Regions from separate parts of the Mus musculus genome. Here regions 1 and 2 are each linked to region 3. A link is a loop called in an ENCODE intact Hi-C map of the cell type or tissue named here. Cell type or tissue: gastrocnemius. All regions are shown on one strand. Links, peaks and the distances in the headings refer to the core of each region. The heading gives the core; the rest is flanking DNA.

What was found. Hi-C counts contacts between places; a loop is a spot of excess contacts. Peaks named below come from ENCODE experiments on the same cell type or tissue, not always from the same donor. Only the 100,000 strongest peaks of a DNase experiment are listed, where the experiment ranks them.
Region 1: a loop joins it to region 3, with 4 times the contacts of the local background. A loop is called at or near these places in 5 of 42 quality-filtered maps.
Region 2: it touches region 3 in a loop (4-fold over the local background); 9 of 42 quality-filtered maps call a loop at or near these places.

What each region holds. Positions count from the first base shown.
Region 1 is chr16:24,564,185-24,569,513 of GRCm38, forward strand. The region is part of intron 4 of Lpp (LIM domain containing preferred translocation partner in lipoma); the gene reads left to right. Among named protein-coding and RNA genes, the nearest start is that of Gm24440, 160 kb to the left of the region's middle. In gastrocnemius, for the core only: no CTCF peak of the experiment used is centred there; DNase peaks (open chromatin) are centred at 2,282 and 3,587; H3K4me3 peaks cover 244 bases; H3K27ac peaks cover 3,197 bases.
Region 2 is chr16:24,349,793-24,355,121 of GRCm38, forward strand. No RefSeq gene overlaps it. Among named protein-coding and RNA genes, the nearest start is that of Lpp, 41 kb to the right of the region's middle. In gastrocnemius, for the core only: a CTCF peak has its summit at 2,215 (motif pointing right); a DNase peak (open chromatin) is centred at 2,191; H3K27ac peaks cover 2,622 bases.
Region 3 is chr16:25,062,363-25,068,156 of GRCm38, forward strand. It overlaps A230028O05Rik (RIKEN cDNA A230028O05 gene), which reads left to right. Exons shown (of 3, transcript NR_040374.1): 2 at 2,351-2,475; 3 at 4,194-5,794. Among named protein-coding and RNA genes, the nearest start is that of A230028O05Rik, 5.6 kb to the left of the region's middle. In gastrocnemius, for the core only: a CTCF peak has its summit at 2,404 (motif pointing left); DNase peaks (open chromatin) are centred at 2,096, 2,389 and 2,823; H3K27ac peaks cover 5,000 bases.

The sequences.
Region 1 (5,329 bases), core at 330-5,329, 500 kb before region 3:
GCCAGTCTAGCCAATCACTGAGCACCAGCTTCAGTGAGAGACACGGTCCCAAACATAAGGTGGAGAGTGACAGGGGGCAAGATACTCAACACTGACCTCTTAGCCACACAGCCCTTAGAGTTAGAGATTGGAAGTTATCTGTGGGTCAGATGCTCGCTCGAGTCATTTTGTTGTAGGACCAGCAAGATTTTTTTCCCTGAGCCTCCGATTCTCCTTCAGTGAGATGAGAGTTGGTAGAGATTCTGTAAAAGGGTCCTCAACTCTGATTTTCTTGAGTTTCCAGTTTGCCTCAGCTCTCTTAGCAAGTTTGCAGCTATGCTAATGTGCAAGATACGGAACAGAGATGTTGTTTAATGTGAGCACCATTAGAGCTTGAGTAGGGGGAGAGGGAAGTGGAGAGAAACACAAACATCTGTGAACTACCTGAAAAACACACATTCTCCAAGAATCCCAGCTACAACTTCAGGTTTTTACAGATACTCTGAAGGCTGTGCAGACATGAGTTCTAAGGCAGACAGAAGATATTTCTCTGTGTGAGAAGCCAGCTCTTCCCTTTGGTTGTTTCATGATTCCTGTCCCTCTTGGATTTTCCTCTCAGTTCTTCTGAAAGGGAGCTCTTCAGCTTCCCTTAGCATGACTCTGGGAATTGACATATACTACTATACCTGGGAAGTGATTTCTTAACATTGAAACTCTTACTCTGCTTCCTTCATTTACTAGGTGTTCTTTCAGTAAATGTACTTTTAATTCAGTATTGTTGTGTGCTTATAATTTTAATACAGTAGATTGTTTACTTTCAAAAAGCATTACACACACATACACACACTCAAGTTTACCTCCCCGCAGTAAAGAACACAAGCTTAGAAAGGTGGAAAAATCTGTTGAAAGCAGTGTACCCAGCCAAATCTGGATTTAAATTCAGATCAACTCCAAAATATAAGTAATTCCAGAGATAGGATTGGTTATAAGTGGGAATCCTGGTAGAAAATGGTGAATGGGCGTCTTAGGAACACAGTGGTTGCAGTCTGTATTTTCTCTTTTTGGGGGTGGGGAGTAAGGAACAGGATCACACCTTGTAACTAATGTAATGTGATAACCCATTAATTAAATACTTACCTCTACCTCTGGGCAGAATAAGGAATATCAAAGAGTTAAACCTAACTCATAACCCTTTTCTTAGTTTTTCTTGGTAGTTGTCTTTTTGAGCTGAGGGAAAGCAGAAAGCAGTTAGGGCCACAAAAAGTGAGCGAGTTGTTGGCTGACATGGGACTCAGGCGCTCTGGGTAACGTTTGTTGTTTCTTCTCCATACGTAGTTCTACATTCCAGATGTGGACAGCTAGAATTCGGTTTCTGCCAGATTGTAATGACTGCCACATGTGTGAACTTTACACTTGGTGCTGGTGACCCACTCTGAGCTTATGTGGGAACTAGAAGAGGCGGGCATCAGAGGTCGCCAGGGGCAATACCCTCACCTCACAGGTAGGGCTGATAGCATGGATGCAACTTTAGCCAAGTTCAGGCAGGAGGTGAACAGCCCCTGGGGAAGCATGGAGAGGAAACAGACCCAAGGCGCCATCTGAGGATGCATCTCCTGCATCTCCTGCATCTCCTGCCTTCTGCCGGCACAGCTGCACTCTGAGAGGCCCATGGATCCGCTCTGGTAGCTCCATGGCCCTCTCAAGGGTACTTGATTTCTTTGGGTCTCAGTTTTGTTGTCTCTAAAACGGAATGAATACCTTAATTACTAAGCAGTTGAATACATCCTAGCTTCTAAATCAATGGTTCTCAACCTTCCTCACGCTGTGACTCTTTAATATAGGCTCTCACGTTGTGGTGACCCCAGCCATAGAATTATTTTCATTGTTACTTCATAACAGTAATTTTGTTATGAACCATAATGTAAATGCCTGGTATGCTGGATATCTGATCTGTGACCCCTGTTAAAGGGTAGGCTGAGGGGGCACAGGTTGAGAACCACTGATCTAAATCATTAGTAAACCTTCTCCTGGCATGATGAGACAGACAAAATTACCTTGTTGTTACTTGTTCTGTTTCCTCACTTGATCTGTTTTAGGTCCTTACTCATCAGAGCCTCCTCTGAAGACCAGCAGTCTCTATGCTACCTGAGAGACTCCTACTAATGCAGATCCCAGATCTACCGCAAACATCTTGAATCAGTCTGCAGTGTTACAAGGTCCCTTGGTAGTTCCCATGGTCATCAGCATTTGAGAAACATTCCTATAGGCCACACCCTGCTTACTACCCCTGGCTCTCTGCCAGCATTCCTGGGGCCTGTGTGCTACCCAGGCCCACAGCCTGAGTGAGGGCGGGCCTTCAACAGGGAACAGGGGAGGACCAGGGTGAAGGGATCCAGCAGGCGTTATCTTTTTAACACCCTTCATTTCCTCACAAGTGCTGCTCACAGAAGCCAAACTGGAATGGATTCCAAAGTCTTTCTGATCCCCCAAATCCATGTTCTTTTTATTAAATCATAATGTTTCAGTCAAGAGGAATGCAGGGCTATGTGTATGATAATGTTTCTTTCCCTGTAATGTGACTGTTTCTACACTGGCTTTTCTACTCTCTTACTCAATTCCTACAGGAAGAATTAAAAAAAAAAAAAAAAGCTTGCACTGAAAGCCAGGATCCTGCAGTTTAATCAGCTATTTTCGCTCTTTAATGAGGGTGACTATTGTGAAATAAGTAATTATTAATTATTCAAAACTAATGAAATATTTTAGTTTCCTTACTAAAAAAGCATATGGAAGCTAAAAGAAAGCATATGGGTGTTTTTTGTGGAGCATATTGGTGGATGGACAAATTAAGGCGGTGCCAATATGCCTTAGCTGTCTGGCTGGGGCCATGACTACACTACGTGTGCTGGCATCTGAGTCCTTGTCTGTGGAAGGGATTCTAAAACCTCCATCTGATTTGTGCCTTGGGTTGCTTTGGGAGGTAGCATTCTATGTCCTAAGCCTCCCCTTGCTTGCGTTCAGATATTCTTACTTGAGTGTGGATGCCATGTAAAACCTCCAGGGCTGCTGTAGGGCTCCCTTGCTGAGGAATCCAGTCCTGCGATGTACATGGAGTGAGCCCGCCCAGCTCAGGACTAGACTGAGAGTTTCTCTGCGCAGAACTATACTATACGCTATAAACAGTACCTTTGAGATAGTTGAGCTGGGACCTCCTTGCTCCTCAAGGCACCCCATGTGAGTCCTATGGGCAGAGTCTCATCTCTGCATTGTGACTTACTTGCTTCTAAAGAGGCACAGTAGCAATGGACATGGTTACATAGCCAAGTTGTAGTCTGTACCAGCAATTCTTTTCTTTTGCTGCAAACTTAGCCTGTTAAAATGCTTGGTAGGTTGTTAGTAGTTTGATTGTGTAATGCAGATTTGAAGGCAACATTGTATCTTTGGGACTGTACCTGCCTGAGTGTCAGAAAAACACAATTTCATAGCAAGCTAATTTTCTGAGCATTTGTTTATCACATGTATAATACAGCATGAATTGGCATCTAGGGATGGAGACAACAGGAGTGTGGAGCTGAGTCTGACCTAGGGCCAGTCTTGACTCAGGGCAGTGTGTGAGCCCATTGATGCCGTCCGGAGTGATGTGTGAGCCAGTGATACCTTGTGGGCTTAGGGAATTTGGAGAATGCTCTTTTTTTTTTTTTTTTTTTTTTTTTTTTTTAGGGGTTTCTTATATGCGCAGGGACTGGAGTTGGCTTTGAAGATAATTAATTGAATTTTGATATAGCAATAAAAGGAGCTGAAGCGTTAGTCTCCGCCATGCAAGGAAAAGTTTGCTTGAGGCAGATAAATATCAAGAATGCCAAAGATCTGGACAGAGATCACAGAAATATATTCTTGAGAAAAATGCTTCTCTCTCTCCTGTGTGTGTGTGAGAGAGAGAGAGAGAGAGAGAGAGAGAGAGAGAGTTCTAAGTCTCTTCATCTGTATCACTTTATCCTCAGACAAGATAATTTTCCAGAAGCTTTGAACTCCAGCTGGAATTTTACCAGATTTGCCCTTTGTCCAGCTAGCTAAGCCACCTAGTTAGCCCTGCAATGTGACCTGGCAGTGGGGCGTGCCCCCGTCTACAGGGATTGCTCATCACTATTTCTCTTTCTGCAAAACTTCTCAGTGACTGGTGGGTGCACGGTTACTTGCCTGGCCTTCACTGCAGGAAACATGGAATGGTAAAGTAACCTATGACATGAAGCCACTATATTCAACAGACTCTGAGACTGATAGCCTTTCTGCTGCAGGGGTCTAGCTTTTACAAACATCCCCTCACCAACCTCCAAGCCCTGCTTCATTTTTCTGCCTGTCTTTATTTCCTTCCTGTCCAAAGGACCAGAACCTATTTTTCTGTCCAGGGAAGCCCTGTATGCCACTTACTTTTAGAATCAGTCTTAGAATTTAATGTTCTTATTTTGTTTAACTTTGTAGAGATTTCTTGAAGTTCTAGACTCAAGTAACCTTCCTGTCCTAGGCACCTGAGTAGCTGAGATTAAAAACACATATCATTACACCTGGTGCAACTTTGTTTTATAAGTACACTTTATTTTGTGTTGTTATGCCTTTGTTGTTTCTTCTCCCTGAATTTCCTGGCACAGTTCACTAGACAGAGTTTCAACAAAACAGCACATAGAATTGTATTCTTCAATAGTGAATAATAGTGAATATAAAACTGCTGTTGCTTGTATCTGAGCTCGGTATGATGCTTCCATGCTTATTGGGTTTCAGAACCCCCAAAGGGCTTCAAATATTCTGTGTAGTGTAGAAACCTCCTGCTTTACCTGTCTAGTTATTTACAGGCCTGATGTCCTTGCCCCCATCTGACCAAGCCTTAGAGAGAGAGAGAGAGAGAGTTTTGGAGTCACAGTATAGCACTCAGCAGGCCTCCTTTGTTTCTTTGAGAGGCCATTAGGAATAAGGTGGCTTCTATGCTGGCTCTTATAGATGGACACAAGACAGCAGTCATGGGGATCTGATGTGTGTGCCAGGTTCTGTGCAGGCTGCTCTTACCAAAAAGCTCGAGTTCCTATTCCCGTACAAGTGAGGGAGTCCGTTGCTTAGCAATAGGACATTTCACAAAAGCTCTCACTTGTGGATATTAAGCAGTAATATATGGTGTCTAGGTGTTTCCCTTTTACAAAGCAGGTGCAAGGCTTGCTGGGCTATGCATGCCTGTTATAAGAGGTGAGGATAATGGAGATGCGTCAACTGGAAGAGCTTGTGATCAGAACTGAGACAGGAGGGCCCACGGTGAGCAGGCAGAGGACCGAGCTCTCCCAGCTTATTGCCCATGTGTATCGTTGAG
Region 2 (5,329 bases), core at 330-5,329, 710 kb before region 3:
AATGTCAATTGAAGAATATCAGATATATTCTGTTTAACCTAAAATATCACAAGTTAATTCTTAGTGGGTTAAATCTGTTACTTATTTTAAAGCCTTTGATCTCAAGAAAGAAGAATAGACCGTCCAGAACACCAAGTTGTAATAATGACAGTATGAGGACCTCTCTGGGCTGGATGTTGTAAAGTAGGGTCCTCAGTGACAGAGAAATGGCACCCAACCATGGTTTCTGAGAAGCCCTTATTAACCTTGTGGTACCCTGGGGCCCTCCCTTGGAGTCTCCCCTTCCCTGCTTTGTCCTATGTCTTATGCGAGGCCACAGAAGTTAAACCAGGTTCGTATGTGCATACCTGTGCCAGGAATGTTAAAGAGTCGTGACAACAGTCATGCCTGCATCCAGAGGAGCCATTGGGGCCAGAGTACACCAGGTTAAAGACCCTCTGGGAGCAGAGAATGCTGGGAATCCAGTAGGGTCAGATCACAGATAACAAGGGCCTGACATTTGAGGCTAAAGAGAGTAGACATCACTGCTTGAACGAGGGAAGATCGTTTTTGTGTGGAGATCATAGGCACCAAGTTGCCTGTTTAAAAATTCCCTGTGTAACATCCATGATGATAGAATCTATTCCCACCTGACTGCAACAGTCTAAGTCTGACGTGTAGTTCTCACTACCAAGGCAGGGCTAGCAGGAATGTGGCTCATGAAGGACACGTGGCGATGTTGAAATCCACACGATCCAACTGATGACTAGTGTCAGTTAACAAGAACACATCAATCACTATTTTTATGGTGACTCTCCTCCTATCCCTGCCTCTTACTCTTTTGCCTGTGGAAGATTTTTCTAATCAGAGTATTCCATTGATCTCAGCTCTGGCCCCTGGGGACCCATGCTAATAAGTGAAGGGCAATAAGAAAAGTCCCTGTTACAAGTACACTGGAGGGCAGACAGGGCTATTCACTGCAGAGGATGGAGAAGAGAGGGTCTAAATGTCAAATACTCGTTCAAGAACTGTACAAACCTCCAGGGAAATGCCCATCACTGCTCTAAACAACTGCATGGCTCTACATGCCAGACGGTGGGGCAGGGTGCTCCTGTTGGTTTAAGTAAAATAAAGATGTGTACTTTAGGAACTGACTGCTCTCCCGGAGGGTCGGGTTTCAGCTCCCAGCACCCATGTGAAGCATGACCACGCTCTGTAACTCAAGCTCCAGTGAATGCAACACCTCTTCTGGCCTCCATGGGCACTCAGCATGTGTGGTGTACATTCACACATGGAGGCAAAGCATCATACGCAAAAAACTTTTAAAAAATGATGTGTATTGTAAATGATGTATGTATAGTAGTGTGTGGGTTGGGTTTTTTGTTTGGTTGGATGGTTGTTTTTTTTTTTTTTTTTTTTTTGTTCTGTTTAAGGTTGAGTGGCCACATAAATTAGGTTTCTTACTTATGAATTCATTTATTGTGTTAGGGATCAAACCTCGGACCCTCCACGCAGGAGGAAATGGTCTGCCTCTGACCCCACCATATGAAAGATTTGACCAGTAGTGAGTGAGCAGAGAAGTGTGTGTGTCATGGCTTCTGATGACCTTGGTGAAAAGACAATGTGTGTTCCTCTTCCTGTTAGTTTCCTCTCCAGAAGACTAAAGTACTGCCTGGAATGCTAGTCTCCATCTTAGACCCATTGCTAAAAACAAGTAAGTCAATCGTGTTTGTTTAAAGTATCTCTCTCTCTGTCTCTGTCTCCCTCTCTCCATCTCTCTGTCTCTGTCTGTCTCTCTGTCTGTCTGTCTGTCTCTCTCTCTGTCTCTGTCTCTCTCTCTCTGTCTCTGTCTCCCTCTCTCCGTCTCTCTGTCTCTCTCTGTCTGTCTGTCTGTCTATCTCTCTGTCTCTCTCTGTCTCCCTCTCTCCCTCTCTCTATCTCTGTCTGTCTCTCTGTCTGTCTGTCTCTCTCTGTCTCTGTCTCTCGCTCTCTGCCTCTGCCTCCCCCTCTCCCTCTCTCTGTCTCTGTCTGTCTCTCTGTCTGTCTCTGTCTGTCTCTGTCTCTCTCTGTCTCTCTCTGTCTCCGTCTCTCTGTCTCTCTGTCTCTGTCTGTCTGTCTGTCTCTGTCTCTCTCTGTCTCTGTCTGTCTGTCTGTCTCTCTCTCTCTTTTGCAGTGGTGGTGGTGGCATTAGGAGTATGTGCCCCACATGGTTGCAATACCCATGGAGGCCAGAAGAGGGTGTCATATTCACTGGAGTTTGAGTTATAGGCAGTTGTGTGGTTCCCTGTGGATACCAGGAGCTGAATCTTGGTCCTCTGGAAGAGCAGCAAGTGCTTAAAGTATACATCTTTATTTTATTTAAACAGGTGGGACAGTGTGGTCTCAAGGTGTAATAGGAAAAAAAAAAAAAAAGAGTGTCAATACCTTGATTAGACTAATGATCAGAAATACCTGTAGTGCATTACAAGCATATAGTTACCAGAATTGTACCTCAGACACCTTGACTCAAATGCAAAGACTCAGTTTGCTATCAGGGCCTCTAGACAGGGGTCTTCACACCAGGACATCGCCAAAAAATCAAATCCACAAAAGACTCCACGTTTATACACGATGCTGTCTGAGTAGGGAGCTTCGTCCTACAGCGCACTGTCTAGGTAGCAGGAGGAGTCCTTAGTGATGATGCCAAGAACCCTTTCAGCTGCAGACTTATGCTCCCCAACAGTGATGGTTCCTAGGGGTAATCTACAGTGGAAATTAAAACTAGGGTTTCAATAACCACCATCTAATGGAAACAGGCTTGAAAAGGAGTCTAAGGCCAGAATCAAGGTAAGGTGGGCGCTTGCTCCTGCTTAACATCTGAGCAGGAAGGTTGGTGAGTTCCCAGCATCCCCTCACCTAGGGCTTGCATCACCAGTGTATGTGTGTGTGTGTGTATGTGTGTGTGTGTGTGTGTGTGTATGATGTTTGTGTGAACATGCAGTAGGTATGTATGTCTGTGTAAGTATTATGATATGTGTGTGTATGATGTTTGTGTGAGTATGCATTAGGTGTGTATATCTGTGTAAGTATGTATGATAGGTGTGTATGATGTTTGTGTGAGTATGCATTAGGTATGTGTGTCTGTGTATGTATGCACGATATATGTGTGTGTTCCCAAATGGAGGGCCTAGTGCTTGAGAGCAGGATGCTCACTTGGGGAAAGTAGCCTGAATGCCAACCCATCTGAATGCACCTGCCCTTGCAAAGGAGATGGCCCTGTGAGTTCCAACTACATAGACAAAGACTGAATATCAATGATGATGTCAGACCAGGCTCATGACAAGCAAGGGTCCAAATGAGTCTCTCGTATGCCCTGGAAGTGGAACTTTACGCTACATGATGAGATTTCTAAAGGGGTCATGTTAGGCTCGTTTCTCTTCCCTCATCTATACACTTTTTATTCTCTGCAGAGCGGGTGAAAAGTTCTCTCAAGCCCCTCTTTTTCATAGTGCCTTTATGACTACCCCTACTGGGTTGAAGGTGTGGTGTTCACTCCTCTCTCTGGCCAGATCTGCTGTCAAGATCATTTCTCAACCGATCATGGTGTGTTTAGGAGGGCCCCACACTCCTGCCCCCAGACATCGGTCCCTCTGTGTTCTTCACTTCTTCTCAGGTTACAGTTTAAGTCACAGTTTCAAATCAGATTTCTTTTTTGCTTCTCAACATCTTGAAAGAGAAAGGGGCAGGAGGCCTGCCTCCAGAGCAGATAAACTCAATTCCCCTTTCATGCTAAGAGTCCTTTTCTAACTCACTGCCATTCCGGAAAGAAAAGAATTGATTTGTCCCACAGTCAATCAACTCTGGACTGTGTTCTTTCCACAGGAAGAGAAGCCCAAAGGGCATCCCAATCATTCTGTATCCACGGGAGTGGGAGAGCTGTAGCTCGGCCACTTGGGAAAAATCAGTAACAAAGTGCCTTCTCCATACACTTGCCTTTCAGACCCCAAGCTAGCACAGCACTAAGATTGGGGGGCTGGGGGGAGTACTCTGCTATGGGTGTGGGTTGTCTCATGCACTTGTTTGCTCTCCCCATCTCTGTCTATAGAGTGTGACAGTTTAACTTCCACACTGCACTGCTTCCACACCCCTCTGTAGAGCCAGACCCTGAGACAAGAAGGAAGGGCTCAGAACTCTGCCAGTGAAGCTAATTTGGGCAAAACCACTCCCACTGACACTGGGAGCAGGTCATCTATCCATGCCTCCTCGGAACAGCGGGAGGGTGCCTAGTTGCACCCTGCTCAGTAAGCTGCCGCTGAGCAGATCAGAGAGGCCTTTGGAAGCTTAGAAGAGGCAAAAGAAAGGTCACACTCCTTCCTTTGAAAGGCTCCTAATGGGACAGGAAGTTTGATGTGCCAGTTAATAAAGAGATGAGAGGTGGGGCTGCAAGTCTCTCTCCAGCTATACCTCATCTTTGGACAGTTTCCCCACAGTGCTTACCTGCAGCTGTCTTTTCTTCTCTTATTACTACCCTCTTGCCTTTCTCTGAAATACATCTTAGAAAGAGAACAGCTTTCTAATGAGACAGGACAAGCAAGACATCTAGCACCAATTTTTAGTCCAGGATGTTGAAATCCTGTGGGTTAGTCAGTTATCGCTACCTACAGGGCTGTCTGCTTGCTTTTTGAAATGTTGGGTCCTGGATTTGAAATGCCGCCCCTCTCACTTCTTTATAACTAAGCATTCTTTTATCAAAAAGTTCTCTGTAACAAAGGCCAAGGGTGGCACTACCTTAATATTTCAAAACCAAATATGCTCCAGGCAAAGGAAGACAAAGACATTTGCCAAATTCATTGTGTGCATAATTCCCTGTTCATTTATTGTTTGCTTCCTGGATGAATAATATGCACAAGGTATGGATGGGAGGAGAGGGTCCAGAGAGAGACACAAATGAATTCAAGATAGCCTAGTCCTTGAAGAACTTGGTCTATCTTAGCATTCAGGAAGCAGAGGCAGGAGGATTATAAGTTCAAACCACATAGTGCTTGATAATGAAACCCTATCTCAACTCAACTTTCTCTCTCTCTCTCTCTCTCTCTCTCTCTCTCTCTGTGTGTGTGTTTGTGTGTATATACATACACATACACATACACATACACATACACATACACATACACATACACATACACATACACATACACATATACATATACATATATACATATACATATACAAACATCTTTATCCACAAGAGTAGTTCATTCATTTTTCAATGAACCCAACAACCAATAATGAGACAAACAGAATGATACTACAGCCACTCTGTTCACTTCGAAGCCTGAAGAGCATCTACACTAATCTCCATCTCCCTCAT
Region 3 (5,794 bases), core at 381-5,380:
AGGGCTTGAGTACTAGGTTGGGCCAGCAAGCTATTCCTGAGGGCTATGGGATGCTAATGCTTGTCATTGAGCTGGGCCTCGGCAGGATGTGAAGAGCGTTTCAGTGAGCTTTTTGGCTGTTGGATGGAGGGCAGCAACCTACTGCAGCCACTTTGATCCATTTGAGCTTTGCTTTTCCTCTTTTTGGAAATGAATGATAGCTCCTTGGTAGTCCGGCCATGCTGTTTTCGTGCAGTAAAGACCCCAGGGAAACAGTGCATGTGTGCATGTGTGCATGTGTCCTTGAATAGAAGAGGTAGGAAGGAGGTAACCGACTTGTTAGGCACAAAACCAACTCCAGAACTTTGTTATCTGGGGAGGAAGCCTAACCCAGCCCAACATCTTAGCCAGGTCTAGTCGAAAAGAACCCCTGGGTGTCTAGAGCACAGAGATCTTTATCTAGGACACAGCATAGTAGATCTGCAGTTTAGGGCCTGGCCACTGACCTCTGTCTAGACTTGTCTGCCATCTACTTCTTAGTCCATCTGAGACACTTGCATTTGAGAAGACAGCTATGCCTCCATTCTACGCAGTTATTCCTTAGCACTGTATCCTGCATTAGAGTCCCAGGAATCTTTATAGTTGGGTGGCTAGAGAGCTTCAGAGCTGAAACTTGAAAGTCCAGTTTGGTGTTTCCTAAGGCTTGCTGTGAGACCCTACAAAGGACGTTACTGTAATGGTGCTATCAAAGTTACCTAAGGACCTTTAGGCAAAGATTCATGTAAAAATGTCTCGGGAAGGTTCAACTTGCACTGAGCCCTTGGGTTTGAGGATGTATACTTGTATACCTGCTTTATAGTTGGTATCAAAACAGCTCTCAATTTAGATACTATTGTTTCAAGGAGGCTTACATACACAAGCAAGTGAAGGAATAGAGATCAGCTGGACCCAAGGAAATGTAGCAAGTGAAGAACTCTGTGAGCTTAAGAGTATTGAACTGACTGAAAGCAACCTGAGTCCTCAGTGGAAAGAGAAGGTCCGTAGATTCCTATTTCACAGCTCGACAGTGGATACTAGCTTCCAGTGAAATCATTAACTTATTTATCCTGTATTTGACGGGCTGTTTTTTAGAGATGAAACCAAGGTTCACCAGGAAAAGCCTACCTAAACAGTGTCATTTAGGTCCTGGGGATTGTGAGTAAGGTGGTGACCGGGTACAAGGTACATTTTTAGCCTATGTTGCAGGTTCATCCTACTGATTACTGTATGACCTTGATGCCTGTGGCTGGTGTGTACTGAACCATTATGTGTAGGATTTAGGCTCTGAAGTGTCTCCTGGTTCCTTCATTCTGCTCTTGGAAATGTCAACACTGCTGCGGATTGACTGGTGACACTCAGTCATTCTATCTTGGAGTCTACATACAAGCTAAGAAATGACAGTTCCCACCCTTACACTGGTGAGGACCAAAGGGTGGAAAGACATTGAAGTGGGATGCGTCGAAGTTCCAGATGAAAGCTGTCATCCCTAAGTTCATGTTTAACCACATAATGATGTCTGGCCACACCCTTACTCCTCATCTTATGGCGTTCCAAAGGAAATTTTGGATTTCAATTCTAACAAGTTAGTCTCCAATGCAGAACATGAAATATGAATTGTATCTCATGGATTCTACAGTTCAGTTCTCTTAGACAAGGACAATGAGACTTTACAAAGCTTACCCACTGGACCTGACCAAAGAAACAGGCAGGAAATCTTAGAGTCAGGACCACATCCCAGATGCCCACTGGTCCTTGGTGTTCCTTTTGATTTGTAAGCTATGTGTTGGAGTTTGGTCTCTAGGTTCCAATGGATAACTTTTGCTAGGTTAAAGAGTATCAAGATTGTTCTTGGCCTCTGACAGTTTTATGGATCTGCACTATCTATTTCTGGTCCAGTGTTGATTCTGTGCTATTGTTTGAGCTCTGTCCATAATATCTGCCACTGCCTTTAAGAGAGAGAGAAAAAATGTTCTCTTGTGCCTCACAAGACAGGGAGAGATAGACAGGGTCAGCTTGAGCAGATTGGCTGTCTCTGACACACACACCTGCCTTGGCTGATATTTGCTTGATATTTGCCATCCTCAGCTGCTTTCCTGTGCAGTTAGCTACCTTGTACTTCTGAATCTATAGCTTAAAAACAAACAAACAATTAGTTCTTCCACCCCCTCCTACTGAATGTAGCACTAAAACATCTGCATAGATAGAATTTTGTGAAAATGAGCAGAAAATTTGAGGCAATTCAAGGAGGACCAATAAGCTCTCCTTTAAGTCACCATGAAACCCAGATAACACAGTCGCCCTCTTCTAAAGGAAACTGTCCTTGTCCTCCCAGAGTTTTCCATGGCCATGCCCAAATCTTCTCCAAGAGCGCCCTCTGCTGGATGACATCAGGACCCCGACAGCCTCAGCCATCTTGGAAGTAGAGCCAACTGGAGTTTTGAGAGAATAAAAAGGAAGGTTGGAGAGAAAGGGGGTTGGTGTTTTGGGTGGGGAAGGGAAGATATTTGAGGGGAGGGAGAGAGGGGGAGGGGAGATTACCACACTGGGAAGCTCCGAGGCACCTCTATTTGAACACCATCCTAAAATAAGATGTGTTCCATCCATGACGTCCTTATGCCGCTCTACTTCTATTTCAATGTATTAACTTAGTACTAAAAGATGATCACATGTTTTAAAAGAAAAGAAGCAGATGGGGAGACCCACAGGCAAACATCAGGCAGAGTTTGGGTGACTTGTGAAAGAATGGGGGATAGAACTGAACAAGCCGGAGAGATCAAGGACACCACAAGAAGACCTACAGAGTCAACTAACATGGGACCGTGGGGGCTCACAGAGCCTGGACCACCTACCAGGGAGCATGCAGGAGCTGGACCTAGACCTCCTACACTTTTGTAGCAAATGTGCAGCTTGGTCTTTATGTGTGTTCCCTAACCAATGGAGCTGGGTCTGTCTCTGTCTTTGTTCCCTGCCATTGCATCTCCTTCCCCCTACCTGGTCTCCCTGGTTGGGCCTCAGTGGGAAAGGATGTATTTAGTTCTGCTAGGACCAGAGGTTTCAGGATGTAGCAGTTACTAAGTGGGGGACTCCCTTTCAGGGACAATGGGGGATTTGTAAGGGTGGGGCTAGGAAGAGAGCAGGAAGGGAGGGCTGTAATTGAGATGTAAAATGGAAAAAAAAAAAAAGAAGAAGAAGGATCAAAGGAGAGGAAGAACCAAGAATCTCCCTTGATATTGATGATTCCTTGATGGATTACAAAAGATAATTTCATAAAATAGCTCAAGTTCTATTTGAGATTTTATTATTCTTTCAGGTAAGTTCTCCGTCAGCTAGTCATTCCTACCCAGGGATTGAACAGTTTTGGAATTCAAGGCATATTTGTAAGTTCAGTGACTCATTACTGTGCTTGCACTTCATTTAGTATATTTAATTAGCATATTTATTCCAAAGAAGACCATAACTTCAAAACACTTTTTTAGAAGAAGAAAATGCATTAGCAAACTTTAAAAGTATATTTGAATATCTAAGTCATATTTTAAATTAAGCATGTTTGGGTAAATAATCTCTCTCTCTCTCTCTCTCTCTCTCTCTCTCTTCCCCCCTCCCCACTTCTGTCTGTGTGTGTTTGTGTGTGATTTTAAACAAGAAGAAGGCCTCCTATAAATAGCCTTTTTAAGGCAAGCTCTTGTTGATAGATTGAATTTTGTCTTTAAGACCGATGTTAGTGTGAACTTATTCATTGGTAGGAGTTTGCTACGAAAATATAGAATTGGAGGGTTGATAATCTTTAAAGTGTCATGTTCAGTAGACCAAAAGAAGCAGTAGCTAGGAATGTCCTTGTGGGATGAGCATAGGGCTGAGCTAACTGTTAGAACTCTGACTTAAAAATGGAATAGTAACGTTCTATGAAACATTAGGGAAGACTCCCCCATCTCATTACTCAAGTGGTTAAAAATGAAACCTGAAACGAATAATGTCCCAAAGGCTCATGGTCAGTCCTAGGTGGAGCCCAGACTGGACCTTGGATCATCCAGAGTGCTTAGCAACATCCAAGCAGACCTTTGATGAACTGTTTTTCTTATCATGCCATGAAAGGGAATTACAGGCAAATGCTAAGATGTCCATGTCTGATTCCTACAAACTCCATATTGAAATAATCTTCTTCATTGCATTTGCAGGTGGTGCTGATGTGACTTAACGGAGTCCTCAGGGTGGAGACTATAGTTGCAGTGGTAGCTTCATGAGTAGAGGAAGAGAGATTTTAGCCTGGCAGTCTTTCTGTCACATCATGTGATGTGAAGTGCCATCGTGGGAACTCCATCAGTAAGAGGGTCCTCAGCACACAGGACCCTTTGACCTTTTGCACTTCTCTGCCTCCAGACAGTGAGAAATACACTAACTTCCTTTGCAAGTAACCTAGTTTGTGGAGATCAGTTAAAGGGATGAGAAACAGACTGGTAGCAAGAGACTGAAGAACGCCGCTGGAAACTGCTGCTGACATTGTCATAAAACATGGAAGAAATTCCTATTTGAGACTCTGTCCCAGCTCATTGTATCCTTAAGAGACCTAGAAATAAACCACTCAGCTCCTCCCCACGATGACCTCCACTCTGTTTACACAGGGGCTGGCCAGATGTTAGAAAAAGCAAGCAAACACTTGCAGCTGTTATCAGGGCGAGGGTGGAGCACACGAGGTTCCCAAGTTTTCATCCAACACATCAGAACATAGTTAATTTTTACTGCTTTTGGGTTAACTGTCTTCCTCGTCCTTAACTTTTAACACTTAGTATTGAAGCTTGTGTCGAGAGATGCAAAGGGATCCCTGAGCTAACTTTAGCCCATGGCCAAGGCAAGTTGTCCTCTATAACCTTGGGAGAAATCTCTCTTCATCTTTAGTTCCCCTTTGTTCGAGAAGGATGGCTCTTTGTAGCAAGTAGAGTTTAGAAGTATGCAGGAGTCAGTGTTTTGTGGTGAGTCCATGGGCTTTGGAATTATGTAATGTCTAGTTTTGAATCCCATCCTAGCCATTCACTGATCATGTGATTTTGGGTTACACAGGCTGGAGTCTTATTACATTGCTTATTTATTGAATTAAATTCCTATCTTGTAGCTGTATAGAGTATCACTTCCATTCCTGTGCAGAGGGCACGGTTAATGATTAACTGTTTCCACTGGGACACTACAATAAGAGGTAGATTGAAATGACATTCAAGGGAACAGACACAGAAAATTAGGAAACCTTTGTTTCTTAGAAATCTATGGAAACAGACCAGTTTCTAGCAGACATTAAGGGTGGCGCTGCTTGCCAGTATAGAACCCCCTTGTTTGTTTTCTCACAGCTAACACAAGCCTTGATTGCTTTTCTTCAAGGAGAGGGATGCAAAAAGCCTGACCTCTAGTGGTCCCTGCCTTTGTGTTGGACTGAAGGGGAAGGGCTAAGACTATAAGAACAATCAAGACTTCACTAGCACACTGGAAACCAACGTCACACATTTCCTAGTTAAATTAACTTGTAGTTGTGTTTCCATTGTTTTTTAACCTAAGCTGGCTTGGAGCTTACTCTCTAGCTGAGGATGGACTTGGATTCCTGACGCTCCTCCTTCAGCCACCCAGGTACTGAGGTTACAGGCGTGGGCCACTATGTGTGCCTGACAAGCTGTCTCATTTGGTAAGAACTTAGGACAAATTGTTAGATGTCTCGCTACACTTGTGAGTTTGCAGTCCAGTTTAAGATGTGGCACAGGAGGTTTGCAGGTGCTCTGAGTTCCAGATCCTATCA